3 separate regions of the Homo sapiens genome follow, and all the other regions are linked to region 3. A link is a loop called in an ENCODE intact Hi-C map of the cell type or tissue named here. Cell type or tissue: B cell. All regions are shown on one strand. Each heading gives the region's core, and the rest is flanking DNA. Links, peaks and the distances in the headings are about the cores only.

Region 1 (5,514 bases), core at 400-4,399, 480 kb before region 3:
AAAGTTATATGTGGCTTTTTGACTGTATGGGGATGTCAGCACCCCTAACTCCCACATTGTTCAAGGGTATTTTTATGTGCTTACCCATTTTCCATCATAAAATGCATTGTCCTGTTTTATAATCATTAAAAAAAATAGTTAATTCCACCAATTTTACCGATATTCTGGTCTTGCAGGATAATAGAGACTTTATCCTAAAGCTTGAGGTCAGTTCTTAGCTGTTATTCTACTGACCGTCATAGCTTTTAACCACCTACTATTTCTTAACACATCCTTGACTGCCATGGATTTGCACTTTTGTTGTTCTTTCACATCTCGTATTTCTCTTTCTCCCTGTATATGTCCTAATTTTGTGTTTCTAAGGCTTCATCTTTACCCTTCCCTCTCTTGGGGACTACTCTGTACATAGGCTAGGGGATCTCAAGTGTACCATCTGTGACCTTGGCAGCAAGTCCAATCCCTGAATCATGACACACAAGTCGTGGCCTCTTTAAGGAGCATCAGGAGCCAAGGTGGTCCTCTGTAACACACGTGTGCTCTGGCCTTTCCACATCAGAGTATTTTGAAAGATAATGTAGGGCCAAGTGAAGAGATGGGACTGGTCTTAACTTCTCTGAGCCTCTGTTTCCTCATCTGTAAAATTGTATGTAGGGTTAGGATGAAACTGCAAAGAGTTAAAATATTTAAAGTGCCCAGTGTGGTACCCACATGCAACAGCTGCTCCAGGAATGTTCTTTCCCTTCCTTTTCCCCTTCCTCCATTTCTACCATCTGCCAGGATATGAGATTGACGATCTTCAGGGCATATTGTCTGTGGCTTTTATTATATACATCTATTAAAGATCCAGTTAATCTATTTTGGTTGCCATCAAAGCAAAGGATTACCATCAAAATGTCTATTTATGCAAACAGAATGGAGTAGTTTATTGATCCGCCAATTAGTAGTGTTCTACTATTTTAGTCTAGTCTTAGCTTTTGGGAGTTTCTCCTGCAGTTAGCAGAATGTCAGTGAATAAACAAATAAAATACATGTATTGTGTGGGATTAAAACAGTAGCAAAAGGGATTATTGAAATTACTCAGTCCCACTTTTATGGTTTTTCTAATGCTTGTTTTAGCTGTTTTTATCTAAACAGCTGTTTTAGCTGTTTGAGGGAAGTGAAGTCCTGGAATCTCTCTGCCTCAACAATGTACACTAGAGTATTGAAAACAATTATGATTTATCTTGCCAGAAGATACTTTTCTTTTCCCACCTTGATAACCCTTGGTGTTAAAGTGAGAGACAATATGGTATAGTGGAGAGTGTTTTAGACTCAGATTTGCATTTAGGCTTCATAAGAGTGGGAAATCATTCCTTTTTCATACAGCTAGTATGATAATTAAGTCAGTTAACACCTATGGTAGCTTTTTTTTTTAAGTACTAGCAATATAAGCCATTATTATTTCTTAGGCTGATGCAACAAATAATCCAGAAATATCTGACTCTAGTCTTTCTTGATGTAGTTAAATATTTATTTTGTTTTCCATGGTGTTTGCCCTTTAAGCAATAACAATAAAAGAAAAAGAGATAATTATCTTTAAGAGAAATTAGCATCCAAAACGCCTCAGCTACTATATCTTTTGTCACTTAGCTAGTGCATGGCTTACAGTGGATGTTCAATACATGTTGAGCATCCACTGTTGAATGAGGAATGAATGGAATAGATTTATCCCACCCTTAAGATAGAAGGATAGTCATGGTGACTTTTTAGCAGAGAGAACCACAATTCGCTGACCACTCTTAAAAAGCATCTGTGAAGCCGTGATCAACTAGGGCTAGGGCTCTCCATACACTGTGTATGATATATGTTATTAGGTTTCAGATTGGCTTGTATTAGTTCTAACCAATCGGTACATTTTAATTAATGAAGTTTAACATTTGTTGAGTACTTTGTAGTTCATGAAGCACTTTCGTGTCAATATGTCCTAGAATATTATGGAGTCTTACTGATCCTATATAACATAGATGAGGAAATAAAATTTAAAGAAATTAAGTAACTTGTTTAAGGTAACATAGAAAGCGAGAAGCAGAATCTTGCTGTGAACTCAGGTCATCTGGGTCCAAGCTCAGGGCACCATGACCTGAGACTCCTGCCCTGGCCGCTGCTACTGTGGTGCTTAAGCGTTTTGCCTCTGAGTTTCTGCAGTGCCTAGGATGAGATACTGGGAGGCAATTTGGTTTTGGAGGTGCGGAGGGGGAAGCTGGCTGTTCCACAGTTGCTTGCTGAGCCATCTGCTCTCTCTTCCTCTTCAGAAATGATGCATTTGTTACTGTGGGCTGCTTTTGCTGAATACTTGGATTATGTCACTTTCTCTGTTTGTCACATGTGGGGCATTTGGTGACATGCAACTCAGCCTACATTGGTTTTCCTACGTAATGTGATGGGTACAGGCACATTTGCTTTCATTTCAATGTCTGAACAATTTTAATGCCATTTAGACAAGAGTCACATGTCTGTGCAACAATAGAAGACTTCTCACTTTCAACTTCCTTTTTTTGTACAGTGCTAATAGAAATTGGGGGGAAAATTACATACACACATGTGCACACACATACGACACAAACAAACCAAAGGATCCTATCGATTAAGTTGGACACTGGTCAACTGTGTCATGGAGTTTTGTACTAGTAGCAGTACTTGTGTGTGCAGGTTTATCTGTTACAATTTAGTATCCAAATCTGTTCATGTTTAGTAATAATTATTAACAATTATCCTGGAATAATTTGTAAGTGAACCGGTGGTTGCAAGGCTTATGTGTGGGTGGGAGAATTAATTTTTATCTCTGTGGGAATATTTGGTAAGATGATTAGGAAGCAACAGACTTAGGTTAGTGCTGCTGCTGATTTGCTTTATGGCCTTGGGGAAGTGATTTCACCTCTTTAGGCCCAGTTATTCTGTCTATAAAATGATGAGTACAAAAGGTCTCTGATAATTCCAGCTCTGTGGATCTATAATTAATTGACCTTGTAATATATAGGAATTAGAGAAGACATACATGGGGTATATTTTCTGAGAATAGAGAAATGGCTTCAAACATTCTGTTTTTTTCTTTGTGAGTAGAAAGAAGAATTATAGGAGAGGTGTCAGGTTGCGCAGATATCTCTGAGCGTGGCTAGGGTATGGAGCTTATTGTTTAGATATAATGTCTATATAAGCAACATTTTGTCAAACAAAAGACTGAAAAATTCTTTTTTTTTCATTCATTTTCATTTCTGAGAATGTTGAGTGCCTTCATGGTTTATTAGGGTATTTAGAATCCCACAAAACTTGATGGGTGGTAACTTATCTCAAGTTGGATTTATTAAGTTCTTCGCTGTTCAAATATATAGTGAGTGCTTACTATGCACCAACCACTGTACTTGATGCTGGAGGTTCAAGGGTGAATTTAATTCATTATTTGACCTCAAGGGATTCCTAATCTGATGACAAAGGCAGGTCTGTAAACAGTACAAGTGCAATAACAAGAAGAATGTACAAATTAACATGGTTGGCAAGGAAGAAGGAGGAAGCAACCTGCTGGGAAAGACTGATGAAGAAAAGATAACACAAAGTAGATCTTAAATGATGGGAAGATTATTTCCAGGTGGAAGTAGTATACGAAGGACAGGCTAAGCCAAAGGAACAAGAGATAGGAAGATACAGAGGTGTGAAATGCATGTGCAATATTGGGCAGTAACAAATAGTGTAGTGTGGCTGGAGTATGCATGAAATGTAGGTTGACTAGGCTGGAGAGAGAGTTTAGAGCCCAAGTGTGAAGAACCTTGATGCCAGTCTAAAGAGTCTGAGTTTTGCTCTATTTCTGGCAAAGGACTTTAAACAGTAGAGTGGCATGAGTGGCTTTTAATGTACCAGTACTGCTTCATTACATACAAGATCTTGGCATGTTCACTGAAGAAGTCTAGGTCAAATGAATTACACCTAGAAGTTTGGTTTAGGTTCTGAATTTATTTTTTAATGGTCTCCTTTTAGGAAAACTGTCTAGGTGTTTTTGATATGCTCTTGCCAGTAAGCAGGGAGGGTCTTATTGGTGGTATCTGTCTGATGTGTCTGGACAGGAAAGGGGAATTTTGTTTTAACTAATGTAGTGGGAATAAGACAAATAAGGTGAGATAAAAAAGGTTCAAAGTCAAGGCAGGTCCTGCAGGAATTTCCTAAGCCAAACAACAGGCAGAGAGATAACAGCTTAGAAGAGGGCTACTGTTAAGTAGTAAGTTAAGGACTAATAATTATAGCCTCACAGTGAATAATATTTTGAATAGGATTCATCTGGAAGACCAGAAAATATGGTTCTCTCCGGCTGGTCATAGGTGAGAGAATAGGGAATCAGTTCTCAGTACTTTCAAGAGTATTGGGAGGTCTTCTGATCACCTATTCATTAGATCCGTGGCAGTTGCCTATGCCTTCTGGGTTGTGATCTTTTCATAGATGGTATGTGCAATTCACCACTAGGAGGGTTGGCTTCTGCCTTGAGTGAGCATAATTACTGTTATAGAAAATGTGATAGGTATATTTGTTGCTTCTGTCTACCCAGTACATCTTTCCCCTTCTAGTAAAGTTATCCCTTTTCCTTTGAGAAGTTGCCCCATATCTATTAAATAGTGAAGCTCAAAAACATTGTTTCTCTGCTTTTCTGGTCAAGGGATGAGCACAGAAATCAACATAGGCCAATCAGACTCTCTTTGGAATTCTGAATCTTGAGAGAAGTCTTCCAAGTATGGAATGCCGTTGGAGCTCAGTCAGCCCATTTGCAATGCCCTGCCAATGCGATGTTTGGAACTGTTTGGTTCTAATTCTCCCTGGTGGCCTGTGTGTTACTTGGTTCATTGAATCTATGATGCTTAACCAATTAATTACTTTTTCTTGCATGCCTAAGTGCTAGAAGTCGCTTTCTGAGCTTCTGACAAAAGAGTCTCAACTATTGCAGAAGTTGGTACCAGGAGTCCTTCAAGTCTTATACATTTTCCTTATAATTTATCCTACTCTTTTTAAAATAACTTTTGTAAGAAAACATAATAAAGGTATAAATTCAGCAATGCATTAATCAGTTTCTCTCTCTTTTTTTAAGAGCTCTTATCTCCATACTACATCAACAAAGAAATTTCCATCTTCCCTTCCTTTCCTTTCCCTTCTCTTCCTTTCCTGTCAGATAAACAGAAATTTGGGGTTTCAAGTTTGGGTCAAGAAAGTAGTTGTGACTGAGAAGGCAGCTACAGTTGGTAGAACCTTTGGGGTTGGGATGAAGAAGGAGGTCAGCATTGAGGAGATGGTCAAGACCCATGAGGACCTTGTAGTCCATGGGGCCTGCGGGGCACCGATCAGAGGTAATTGGGTGTAAGAAGGCCTTTTAGATTTTTGTTTGTTGCTAACTATGTATTATTTTAAAATACAGTTTCTATGTGGTGCTGGAATGCTATTGATTTTCATAGGATGGTCTTGTTTCTGACAGCCTTGCTGAGTACTATTTTTAATTCTAAT
Region 2 (5,514 bases), core at 400-4,399, 830 kb before region 3:
TGATGTCTTCTGTTACTAAGGTGTATGTATATTGTTAAGTGCTTTCAGATTTGGAGATAATATATGTGAATTCTCCAAGATTCCCTGAATCTTTCCAGAGGCTTCCAGCTCTTAGATCTTACTATCTCTTTCTCCCTTTCTTGGGGAAGAGAGAGCAACACTTAACTTTTGGGACTGACCATTGTGAGCAAACCAGAATGCTCTTTGCCCCCTCTTTGTCTTGAGAATGCATTCTTGGGGTATTTTTGATCTGCGTCCATTGCCATTTCCAACACTTAGACTGGGATATATAAGGCAAAAAGAAAACCCAAGGAACTGAGTACTATTTCTTGGATCCTTAAGTCCTTAGCCAGTCTGCTTTCTTTTATTTGCTTCTCAGGGCCTTATGTTTGTTTATATAATGTCCAGGATTTTTAGCTGAACTTCCTGGGAGAAATAGAGAAAAGTGTCTACTTCATCTTTCTGGAAGCAGAAGTCTATGCCAACAGCATTTAAAAACTCTTTAAAAGACTTTTTTTTACCTGATTTAAACGTTGCCTTTGCATTTTAGTACATAAAAATAAGTTAGTATTTTTATGTCAGCATGGTACATTTTTGGTATACCTTTTCCACCATAAAATAATATTTAATTCTTATTAAGCTTGTAGCAATTTCAAATCAAATGTATGAATGTTTGTATGAGATTCTCTGGGTGTGTCTGCTTGGACAGATCATTGCAAACCTAAATCATCTTACATTGGCTCTTTGCTGAGTGTTTCATAGAAAGAGGATTAGTGCTGCCAGGATCCAGTTTAACATGTCAGAATACCCCACTGGGACATCCTACTTGTTTATAATAGCTATTTCTCAAATCAAGGTTCTAAAAATGGCTTCTCATGAAATGTGATTAATATATTTTTAAGCCTGCAAGCTTAAATATCATAAACTTATCAGGCTCTATTGCACTAGATATGCAATAGATATTGCAATAGATATGCAAATTCATTGCATATCTTAATGCAATGCCATATTTTAAAATATTTTGGAATTTTGAATTATAGAAGACTTTTGAGTGAAAATTCTAACACAAGCCTTTTCTTGGAAAGTCTCTTTTTTTTGGTTTGAAGAAGTTGCTTTACCAAATTTTCTAGTTTCTTTTGTTCCTGAGATTCTTTGGTTCTACTTCCTTTTCCCCAGTTTTTTAGAATTTCGGGGAGTATTTCTAATTTGAAAATCTGAAATGCTCCAAAATCCAAAATTTTTTGAGCACCTACATGACACTCTTGGAGCATTTCAGAGTTTTAGATTAGGGATGCTGCAGCGGTAAGAATAATGCAAATATTTCAAAATCCAAAACACTTCTGATCCCAAGCATTTTGAATAAGAGATACTCAACCTTTATTTCTATATGACAGCTTGGCATTTTAAGTCCATTCTTAGTGACCAGAGTATTTTTTTATTCAGTAATGTTCTGTTGCTTTTTTCAGTGTTATTTTTGAACCTGCTTCTCAAAGTAGTATTTCCCTGGATTCTGAGTAATTCATATTGTTAAGATGCATCTTGAGTCATTGTAGTTGTTTTATATGTAGTTTTTTGAGATGGTTTGAATAAATATGCTCAGATTGGGTGTCTTTCTATCTTTAATTATGTGTCATTACCCCCCATGACACACTGGATGCTCAGGTACAGGAGTTCAAATGTTTGGACCAAATAGTGGCTTTCAAACCATTTTTCATTGTAAGGCAAAGTAAGACATTTTCACTAGTATATACATAATTCTCATTTTTCATTGAATAATACCCTTCTATGTGCACTGCACTCAATTTTATATTCTCTTCTTTTCTTTTTAATACTGGATATATAGATTGGACATAGCATGCATAATCTTGTCTTGCCTCCATCTCTTTCCTATCATTAATAGCATTTTAAGGTAGATAAGACATTTCACAGAATTCAAAATACTGCTCCTACAATTTGAGTGTTTGGCCACAAGGTGTCAGTGGTGTGTCATAGTTTTATAGTACCAGAAGCCTAGAAGAGATTGGGATTTAAGCTCCCTCTGCTTTTTAATGCACATTCATACTTATGTTTTTTTTTAACTTAGAATTTATTAATAGAATAGTTAAGTACAAGCAATTGTAAAGCAGACCGTTTGAAGTCCTTTATATCAAACTTTAAGGAAGTAAACATTTAAAAAATATTTCTTTATATTTGAATTGTTAGTCTTTTCCATTTTGATCTTAAACTTGGTTTTGAAAGAGAGGGTGGATTAGACTTTTTCTGCTAACAGTTTATAAAAATGAATGTCCTGGCTTTCTTTTTTTTGCTTTTCTCTTTTTTTTTTTTTTTGAGATGGAGTTTCGCTCTTGTCGCTCAGGCTGGAGTGCAATGGTGCGATCTCGGCTCACTGTAACCTCTGCCCCCCAGGTTCAAGGGATTCTCCTGCCTCAGCCTCCTGAGTAGCTGGGATTACAGGCGCCCACCACCACGCCCAACTAATATTTGTAATTTTAGTAGAGACAAGGTTTCACCATGTTGGTCAATCTGGTCTCGAACTCTGACCTCAGGTGATCCACCCGCCTCAGACTCCCAAAGTGCTGGGATTACAGGTGTGAGCCACCGTGCCCAGCCTGTCCCTGGTTTTCTTACTTCTGTAGGCCTCAGGTATGTTTAGTTGGATTACTTACAATTTTTAAAAAAATTTGCATTCACTCATTTAGTCCTCAGAGGCCCAGGAAAATTTAAGAATTTGTCATGACTATTTGCCTGCTGTGGTAGTTCTTGCAGGGGTAGTTTTTAAAACCAGATTTAAAGGTATAGACCTGGAAAATCTTAAACAGTGAAACGGCATCTCCCTTCCCCGTGGTTGTTGGCACATCTAATAATTCTTGAGATTTATTATGTTGTAAGCAACCATTTAACCATTTAACCAACCATTAAATCATGTAATCTGTGGGGAAGGATCTGTTTCCTGTAAATCTGGTTGTCTTGATATTCTTCTCCTTAATCTTTTAACATTTGTTTGGTAAAGAATATGCTTGTATGGACATAGTAAACTTGGAAGCCTAAGCAGCATGAATTACCACCTATTTAGCAACATTTGTTTATTTATTGATATATGTTGATTGTGAGGAAAAGAGAAATGAAATAAGATTGTCTTCAAGGGGTTTTCAGTTTAATATTTCATATGTACAGATAACGTAACACAAAGTCATGCCCCGTGCCACATGAGGGGCACTGATAAAATGCTCTTGGAGTTTAGAAAAAAGAATTTTCCATTGATAAAATGCTCTTGGAGTTTAGAAAAAAGAATTTTCCTTTGACAGGGATGGAGTGGAATGAGAGATGACTTTAGAGAAGCGGCATTACGTCCTGAAAAGAAAAGTGCTAAGAGAGAAGCAGAAGTACTAAAGAAAATGGGAAAACAGGAGAAGGAGGTTAGAGAGGAGGGGACTAGGCATTAGTTTTGAGTATTTAAGGTACTTGTTTAGAATTTGAAATGGAGATATTAAGCAGGCAGATGGAAACCTAGGCTTGGATTTTGTACTGGAGCTGGGCTTGTAGACACAGATAAGCGATCAGTTAGAAGTAGTGATCAAAACTGTTGAACTACATGAACTTGTCAGGCTAGAGCAGAGAAGTCCAAAGACAGTCATTGAGACCAGCATCAGTTAATGGATGGGGGAAGAAAAAATGTGAGTCCAAGAGATAAAAGATGAGGAAGAAAAAAATCAGCTTACTAAAAGATGAATGTGATGCCAGGGGGTGGGGAGAGGGGAGATGGGAATCACTACTAATGGGTATGTGGTTTCTTTTTGAAGTGATAAAAAATATTCTGGGGCTGGGCGCAGTGGCTCATGCCTGTAATCCCAGCACTTTGGGAGGCCGAGGGGGATGGATCATGAGGTCAGGAGATTGAGACCATCCTGGCCAACATGGTGAAACCCCATCTCCACTAAATATACAAAAAAATTAGCTGGGCATGGTGATGTGCACTTGTTGTCCCAGCTACTCAGGAGGCTGAGACAGGAGAATCGTTTGAACACGGGAGGCAGAGGTTCCAGTGAGCCAAGATTGCACTAGTGCACTCCAGCTTGGGCTACAGAGTGAGACTCCGTCTCAAAAAAAAAGCTCTAGAATTAGTGGTGATGTTTGCACAACCTTGTGAATATAATTAAAACCACAAAATTGTACACTTAAAAATGATGGGCTGGGTGTGTTGCCTCATACCTGTAATTCCAGCACTTTGGGAGGCTGAGGCAGGCAGATTGCTTGAGCCCAGGAGTTTGGGACCAACCTGAGCAACATGGCGAAATCCCATCTCTACAAAAAATAACAAAAATGAGCTGGGCATGGTCATGCATGTTTGTAGTCCTCACTATTTGGGAGGCTGAGGTGAGAGGATCACCTGAGCCTGGGGAGGTCGAGGCTGTACTCCAGCCTGGGCGACACAGTGAGACCCTGTCTCCAAAAAAACAATGGTGAAATTTATGGTATGCTAATTGTATCTCAGTTTTTTAAAAAAATAAATGTAACAAGAGGCTTAATAATTGATCTTATATACAAGTGAAATAGGCTTAAATATGGAGATGAGAGCCAGAAGAAAACTTTTAATCCTGTAAAATAGGTCCCAGTTTGTTTTTTAAAAAATAAAGGACATTTGTACTTTCTGGTGAGGTAGTTCCTAGATTTATGGAGAGATCCTCAAAAGGATAGTTGATGAAAATAATTTTGTTATGAGACCCTTTCTGGACTTTTTCTGATGAGTCAGAACTTAGCATTTGTTGGGGAGAATAAATGATTAAATCTGTCTACATATCACATTTTATTTAATCATGTCTACCCATTGTAGTATTCTCCAATTACAACAATAAAAATTTTAATAGCACTTTATAATTTTCAAGGTGCTTTTCTGTGTGTATAAATAAAGAGGTATATAAAAATATATAGGGGTAGGTATTTATTAATAATGTTAATTGTATATTGGTTGAGAATTAGTTAAATAATGGAGGTTTTGTTTTTTACCCTGGATAAAACACTTCAAGCTTTGGGTAAGTTTTATATGTAAGTGTAATGGTTTTTGCAACCTTAGAATATAAAAAAATACAAAAAATTTTGCAAATCAGATTTATTTATTGCTGATATACTGTTTTTCACTGTTACTTGTGAAGACTGAAAATACTAGTCATGTTTACCCCACTCTAAAATTAACACCTTGGTAAAGAACCAGCATAGTTCACCTCTATATGTCATGAATTCAACAGCCTAACCCTGAAGTCTCATATCCCATACTGGCTAACAGACAGTGGGGGCAGATCAGTTTCTGCAGCAAAGCAGGGCATGTGGGTCCTCTGACTGTCTGGGTACTTGAGGTGGGGAGGGGAGTGAATTCAGTCTTCTGTTCAGGCTAATGTTTATTCACACCACTGGGCCTTTTTTTTCCCCCGGGATATTGCAACTATTGCATTACATGGGTTGGGTTCAAAATTGTTCCTACCTAGAAAATAGCTACAACTGAATGGAGAAGCCTGATAA
Region 3 (5,954 bases), core at 794-4,793:
TTCATGCCAGTGCAGTATTACAGTCTTGTTTTCATTCATTTCAATGGATAATTCAGGAAGTAATTTAGAAAATAAATCCCCACCACTTTAACTCCTATTAAAATCAAATCAATAGACCTTATAGGTGAGACACTAGCTCAGGGTACTTTCTCCAGTACTGGTGGGAATGAACATTGATACAACTTGTGTAGGCAGTTTGTACACTTTCTCAAAAGGTGTATGTATTATACACATACCCAGGAATTTCACTTTCAGGATGTTAGCCTTTTGATAGGCTCATCCATGCGTAACATGACATCTTACAAAGATATTCACAGAGCATTGTTAATAACATTAAAAATGAGAAACAAATGTCGCATAATAGCGGACCAGCTAAGTGATAGTATACCCATACGATGGGATACTATCCCGCTATTTTTAAGCAAAAGCAGCTTTAAATAAGTGGTTAGGAATGATGTCCAAGATACAATGCTACTTGAAAGTAAAGGCATGTAAGCCTGTTTATGTTTTTGTATTCTTAGACTGCTCCTGTAAGAATACCTAAGAAACTGGCAAGGCGTTGCCTCCAAATTGGAAAACAGAAGTGAGAAATAGACTGACTTCCTGTATCCTCTTTTGTACCTACTTAGTCTATTTCAAAAACTAACAAACTTTAATTTCAAAAGCCAAATACTAGAGAAGGGTTTATGACAAAGCAAAATTCCTTTGTTCCATCCCTAGTCCCCCTCCCCAGTGGTAACCACTTTAGACAATTTTACATCTCAAATAATATGTTAATTTTGCTATTTCTTGGATTAACAATTCTGTATTACCTATTTATTTTATGTTCTAATAGTTGAAGACTTAGCTCGCCTATAACCCCGACCACTTCCTCTCCTGTCCTTTTAGTAAAGTTATATTATGTGCTAGTTCAGGATACAGCAGGTAATGCTGCAATGACAGACAACCCCAAATCCCAATGGCTTCTATCAAGAAAGGTTTGTTTCTCACTCATGGGACTTGTCTATTACAGGTCCATGGGGGACAGGAAGAGGCATAATCTGTACACTGTAATTATTCAAAACCCAAGGCTGATGGAAGAGCCACCATCTCACATAATGCCAGTCGCCTTCTAGAAGAAAGATTGATCCCACTGGTAATGAAATGCTAGCCCTGGAAGTGATTCCCATCACTTTGGTTCACAACTCAGTTACCAGAACTAATCTCATGGCCCCATCTAACCAGAGAGGGTCAGGAATTATCCAGAACAAAGGAGAACCAGAAATATCTTGGCAAGTGGCACTAATGACTAACATAGTTACCTTTGCAGCTAGACATAAAATAGTTAAACCTCTTTTTCTTGTTCTATCAATGTTAGGCATCATTTCCGGACTCCTCATTTTGTAAGATGCAATTGTTACTGTTACTAGCAGCTTCTTTGCCTTCTATCTTTCCTCCAGCTTTGGTTCCTGACTTCTTTCAGTTCTACTTTTCCCCACCCCAAACCTTTTTTTATTTTTTGTTAGGTTTGCTAACTCTCCCATACATTTCAGTAACCATAATCAGCTCTCTTATGCTCTGCAATTCTATGACTATATAAATATTATTTACTGCAGAGCCAAGCAATGTGCTGCAGTTGTTTCTTTCTTAGTGCATCTAATGTTACAATCTCTGGTGCCACCCTAGGGAATTTTCAGATGGATTCTCCTACACTCCATAAACTTCAGTTTTGCTTTGTATTTGCACTGAAATTTAAAAATCAATGGGAGCGTTGGAAGATGCAGCTGAAGAAATATGGGCCACATAAAGTATTAATGCGCCATGGGAGCCACAAAAGGCCCATGTGCCACCATAGAGCTAACACAGCCTCCATCGGCTGGAGGCTAGGACATCTGAGGCTGAACAAGGGACAGCTCCTGCAGGAACTGAAGGCAGAGCTTAGCATATGGGCCCAGGAGCCAGCACAGGGAACGCAGCCTCGTGCCTGCTCCTCACTGCCAGCCTGTGCTGGCCTCCTCTAATTGGATTGAGTGTTCTGTCATTTTCCCTCAGATGCACTGTGTGGAGAAGGGCCACATGTGCATTCACAGTAATGGTCTCCAACCACTATCCAGTTGGGACACTTTGGGGGCACTATGGAGGTCAGAAACAGCCAAAGGGCAACATGTTTTATTTTGTTTTTTAATGGAATCAGAATCAGAAGTATTAGCACCAATATAGGCTCTGTGCCAGGCACAGTGGTGGCACCCACCTGTCATCCCAGCTACTCAGAAGGCAGGAGGATCACTTGGGCCCAGGAGTTCTGGGCTTTAGTGCACTATGCCGATCAGGTGTCTGCGCTAAGTTTGGCATTAATATGGTGGCCTCTCTGGAGAGGGGGACCACCGGGTTGCCTAAGGGAGGGTGAGCAGGCCCAGGTAGGAAATGGAGCAAGTCAGAGCTCCTGTGCTGGACAATAGTGGGATCAGCCACTGTACTCAGACCTGGGGAACAACATAGTGAGACCTCGTCTCTAAAAAAAAAAAAAAAAAAAAAAAAAAGACAAAAGACAAACGAAAAAGCTCCGTGTGTGTTTATTGGGACAGAAGTGAAGGGAAGCAATGGTTAGAGATTATCCAGTCTGACCCGCCCATTCCACAGATGAGACAGTCGAGGCCCAAGGAATGGGAGGGGCATCTCCAGGTTCTCCAGCATCACAAGCTACTCCCCAGCTCTGCACCAGCTTCCCACATCAGTGACCCCTCTCTCCCTGCCAGCGCCTCCCATGTCAAAACAGCTCAGAGGACGGAAAGCTGGAGATGCTGGACGTGCAGAGACCCACCACCTGCCCGCTGTACAGAGCGAGACACTCCTTAGCTTACACAGCGAGTCGCCGTCAGAACCAGGGCCAGAGGGTCGCCCTGTGAACTGAGACCAACCCTCTCCCCTGCCCTGCCTCCCTCTCGCCCTTGAGTTCTCAGATGTAGGAAGGCAGCTCTACCCTGCTGGCCCCAGAGCGGTCACCGTCCATGGCCAGGAGCCAGCTACGTCCTGTGTGCCCTCCTCACTCTCCGTCCTTCCCTGCAGACGGGAAGAACGCTGGCATCAAACACAGTAGGAGAAGCAGTGATGGCCGTCCTTGTACCGAAGGAGCCATTCTTAAACCACGCTGCTAAAGCCACTTTAAAGGCTTTCAGAGCTCTGGGGCAGGGAGAAGGGCCATCGCCCTTCCTTAACAAAGTCACCTTTCACAACCTCCAGATTCTCCAGGCAGGCGTTTTTGGCTGGCTCTTTGGGAAGATCTTATGTGTGGACCACCATCGCCCTCTTGTGGCCTGTAGGCGAAGTGCTTTACGGTCTTGCTCAGAGAACAAAGGCCGTCAGTCTCCCTCCCTTCTCCTGTCTCTGGCACAGGAAGGGGTGGCTGCGTCAGTTTTTCATTCTGGGGGCCTTGGCCTTGGCTGTTGGAGCTTGATAGACTAATGAGATGTACATCAGCTCAGGAAACAGCTGCTGAGTGCCTGACGGAGGGGTTGAGTCAGAAGGAATGAAGTGAAAAATTGATTTATGTCAGAGGCTTTGGCAGGCATTTGTCTGAAAAATCACTAGCCGCCAGCGCTGCTCCAGTGCTCATGAGGCCGCGCATGAGTGTTCACACCCCCTCAACACCCACCCCACCCACCCCGCACCTCCGCTTTCACTGAAACCTTACTTCAAGGCCCAACTCTCACGCCTCCTCCTCCAGGAAGCCCAGCTTGCTCTCTGCAGCTCCTGAGACTCCAAGAAGAGCTTGCGGCCCACCCCTCTGCTTCCTCCTCTGCTCTGGTTCAGCCTCTGCCACGGTCGGAGCCAGCCGGGACTGTGGCCAATGTCTGCTCAACCTTTGAATCTCTGAGGACAGAGGCTGCATCTTGTGCTCCTAGAGTCAGGCCAGGCCCAGCCCTGAGTGGCTGAGTCTGTTGAATGAGAGAGGTCACTTCAGCCCAGTCATCGCCTCCGAAACCCACACCAAGCCCAACAAGAGATTCAGGCCCCTCTGGAGAAGGTGGGCTTTGTGGGTGCCCTGGCTGGCAGGGCTTTGTGACAGGTTTGAGGATGGGGCCATAGCAAGGGATGAACTGAACACTGACCCCCCCCCCAGTGCTTGTTCCTTCACTTACTTTTCCAACCTCCACTTCCCCAAGGAGTCCCAGGCAATGCCTGTTCAGCTGGTCTCTCCTGGGGCAAGCCTCTGAGGAGGAAAGAGTCCGCTGGACCTGGGGTTGGCTCTGGGGCAGTTATCTTGGTCCCTCCATTTCCTCATCTACCCAATAGCAGCAAAGAATATTGATTGGCATGGTTTGGGAACATGAACAGAGATGACTGCTGAAAACCCATGAGCACCACGGTGAGTCTTTCTGATCATTTCTGGGTTCTGAGCACTGGGTAGGCTGTTCCCACCACATAATCCACTCAACCACTGCTGCAACGGGATGGAAGAGTGGTCCAGAGCCTGGGCCCTGAAGCCAGACTGCTTGAGCCTGAATTCTTGCTCTGACACTTATCAGCTCTGGCACTATCTGCATAGTACCTTAAAAAAGGGAGATAACCATAGCACTCACCTCATAGAAGTATTGTGAGCAGGAAGTGAGTTAACACATCTAAAGGAATTAGAGCAGTGATTGGAGCGTGGGAAATGCTCAGGAAAGTAAGCCCTTGCTGCAGTATTGCATGGAAGCTGCTTGTCTTGAGGTCATCTCCTCCTGGAATGGTGTATCACAAAGACAGATCCGAGTTGCATTTTACATAAAAATCGATCTTTCTAATGCACACACTCGGCATTAGCTTCTTCATTCTGAGGTCAACATGCCACTGGTGTGAGGAAAAACCTAGTGTTTTAAAGACATTTGTTGATCTAATGTCTAATGAATTAATTAATTACTAGGTTGTATTTTTCCTACACAGATTTGCACTACGTGCATGGATGAGGAAGCATGAGGATGCAGTAACCTACAACTGAAATATTGGGCCTGATCTCCAACCCAGGACTATGCCAAGCAGAGGCTAGTGGCAGATATGGGAGCCATATACCCACCGAGAACCCTGAAGACCTTCATGCCAAGCCAGGACCATTTAATGTTTTCATTAATGGCTTGAAGGATGGAATCGAGACCCAGCTAATCAGATTTCTGGATGATAGGAAGCTGGAAGGGATCTTAGCTACTTTGGAGGACAAGATTAAAATGCAATCCAAGCTTGACGAATTGCAGAGATGGACCTAAATCAATAAAAAGAGCAACAATAAAGATAAATGCAAGCTGCTTGGAACAGAGCTGAGAAAATTATCCGGGTACCACATGGTGATGAGAGAAATGAGTTTTAGGGAGCCAGGAGGAGGTACCTGGATGTAAATTGATCAAGTCATGGTGTCTGTAAAGTGGAGGCACAACTCTGTCACCTGGTGGATCCCAAACTTCAATAAGCGTAAGACTATAGCTCAGAGAGCTTTGAAAATGCGGATTTCCAAGCCACAGGCCTGAGACTGTGATTCAGTAGTTGTGTAATGGAGCTAAGAAGATTCTAGTGTAGGTGGCCCATGGGCAGTGCTTTGAGAAAACCGGCAGGGTAAAGATGTAGCCTCTGACCACACCATTATTTCCTAAATGTTTACTATGTGGAATGTTTATCCCATGGGATTTTCTGTAAGAAGTGAGTCCATGGTCAAATATGGGAATGTTCTCTGTCCAAAATTTAAAAAAAAAAATCACAAGGCAAGTGAGCACACCAGTGACCCCAACATTTTCTGCAATCAAATAAACTGCACAACTTGGTTCAATCCAGAGTTTCCCAAACTTTTTGATTAGGGACTCATTTTTTCATGTAACATTCAAAAACATCTTGTGCAACACCGTTCAGAAAATTCTGAATTTTCTGAATTCAGCTGGAATTTGACAGCATTTAAAATGCTGCTCTGTCTCCTAACTACCCTGGATGTGAACTTTCCTTTAACATTTAGA

What was found. Hi-C counts contacts between places; a loop is a spot of excess contacts. Peaks named below come from ENCODE experiments on the same cell type or tissue, not always from the same donor. Only the 100,000 strongest peaks of a DNase experiment are listed, where the experiment ranks them.
Region 1: a loop joins it to region 3, with 17 times the contacts of the local background. A loop is called at or near these places in 2 of 110 quality-filtered maps.
Region 2: a loop joins it to region 3, with 13 times the contacts of the local background. A loop is called at or near these places in 27 of 110 quality-filtered maps.

Annotation. Positions count from the first base shown.
Region 1 is chr9:99,657,255-99,662,768 of GRCh38, reverse strand. The region is part of intron 3 of LOC101928438 (a long non-coding RNA gene); the gene reads left to right. Among named protein-coding and RNA genes, the nearest start is that of NR4A3, 160 kb to the left of the region's middle. In B cell, for the core only: no CTCF peak of the experiment used is centred there; a DNase peak (open chromatin) is centred at 2,378; H3K4me3 peaks cover 897 bases; H3K27ac peaks cover 1,604 bases.
Region 2 is chr9:100,007,716-100,013,229 of GRCh38, reverse strand. All of the region lies in intron 8 of ERP44 (endoplasmic reticulum protein 44), which reads left to right. Among named protein-coding and RNA genes, the nearest start is that of ERP44, 89 kb to the left of the region's middle. In B cell, for the core only: CTCF peaks have their summits at 1,770 and 1,972 (motif pointing right); a DNase peak (open chromatin) is centred at 1,979.
Region 3 is chr9:99,182,119-99,188,072 of GRCh38, reverse strand. LOC105376174 (a long non-coding RNA gene) reads right to left here and starts at 3,750. Exons shown (of 2, transcript XR_930169.3): 1 at 3,671-3,750; 2 at 2,537-3,479. It also overlaps the pseudogene RN7SL794P. RefSeq lists a silencer at 498-617 and an enhancer at 3,162-3,371. In B cell, for the core only: CTCF peaks have their summits at 3,067 and 3,270 (motif pointing left); DNase peaks (open chromatin) are centred at 1,058 and 3,302; H3K27ac peaks cover 1,580 bases.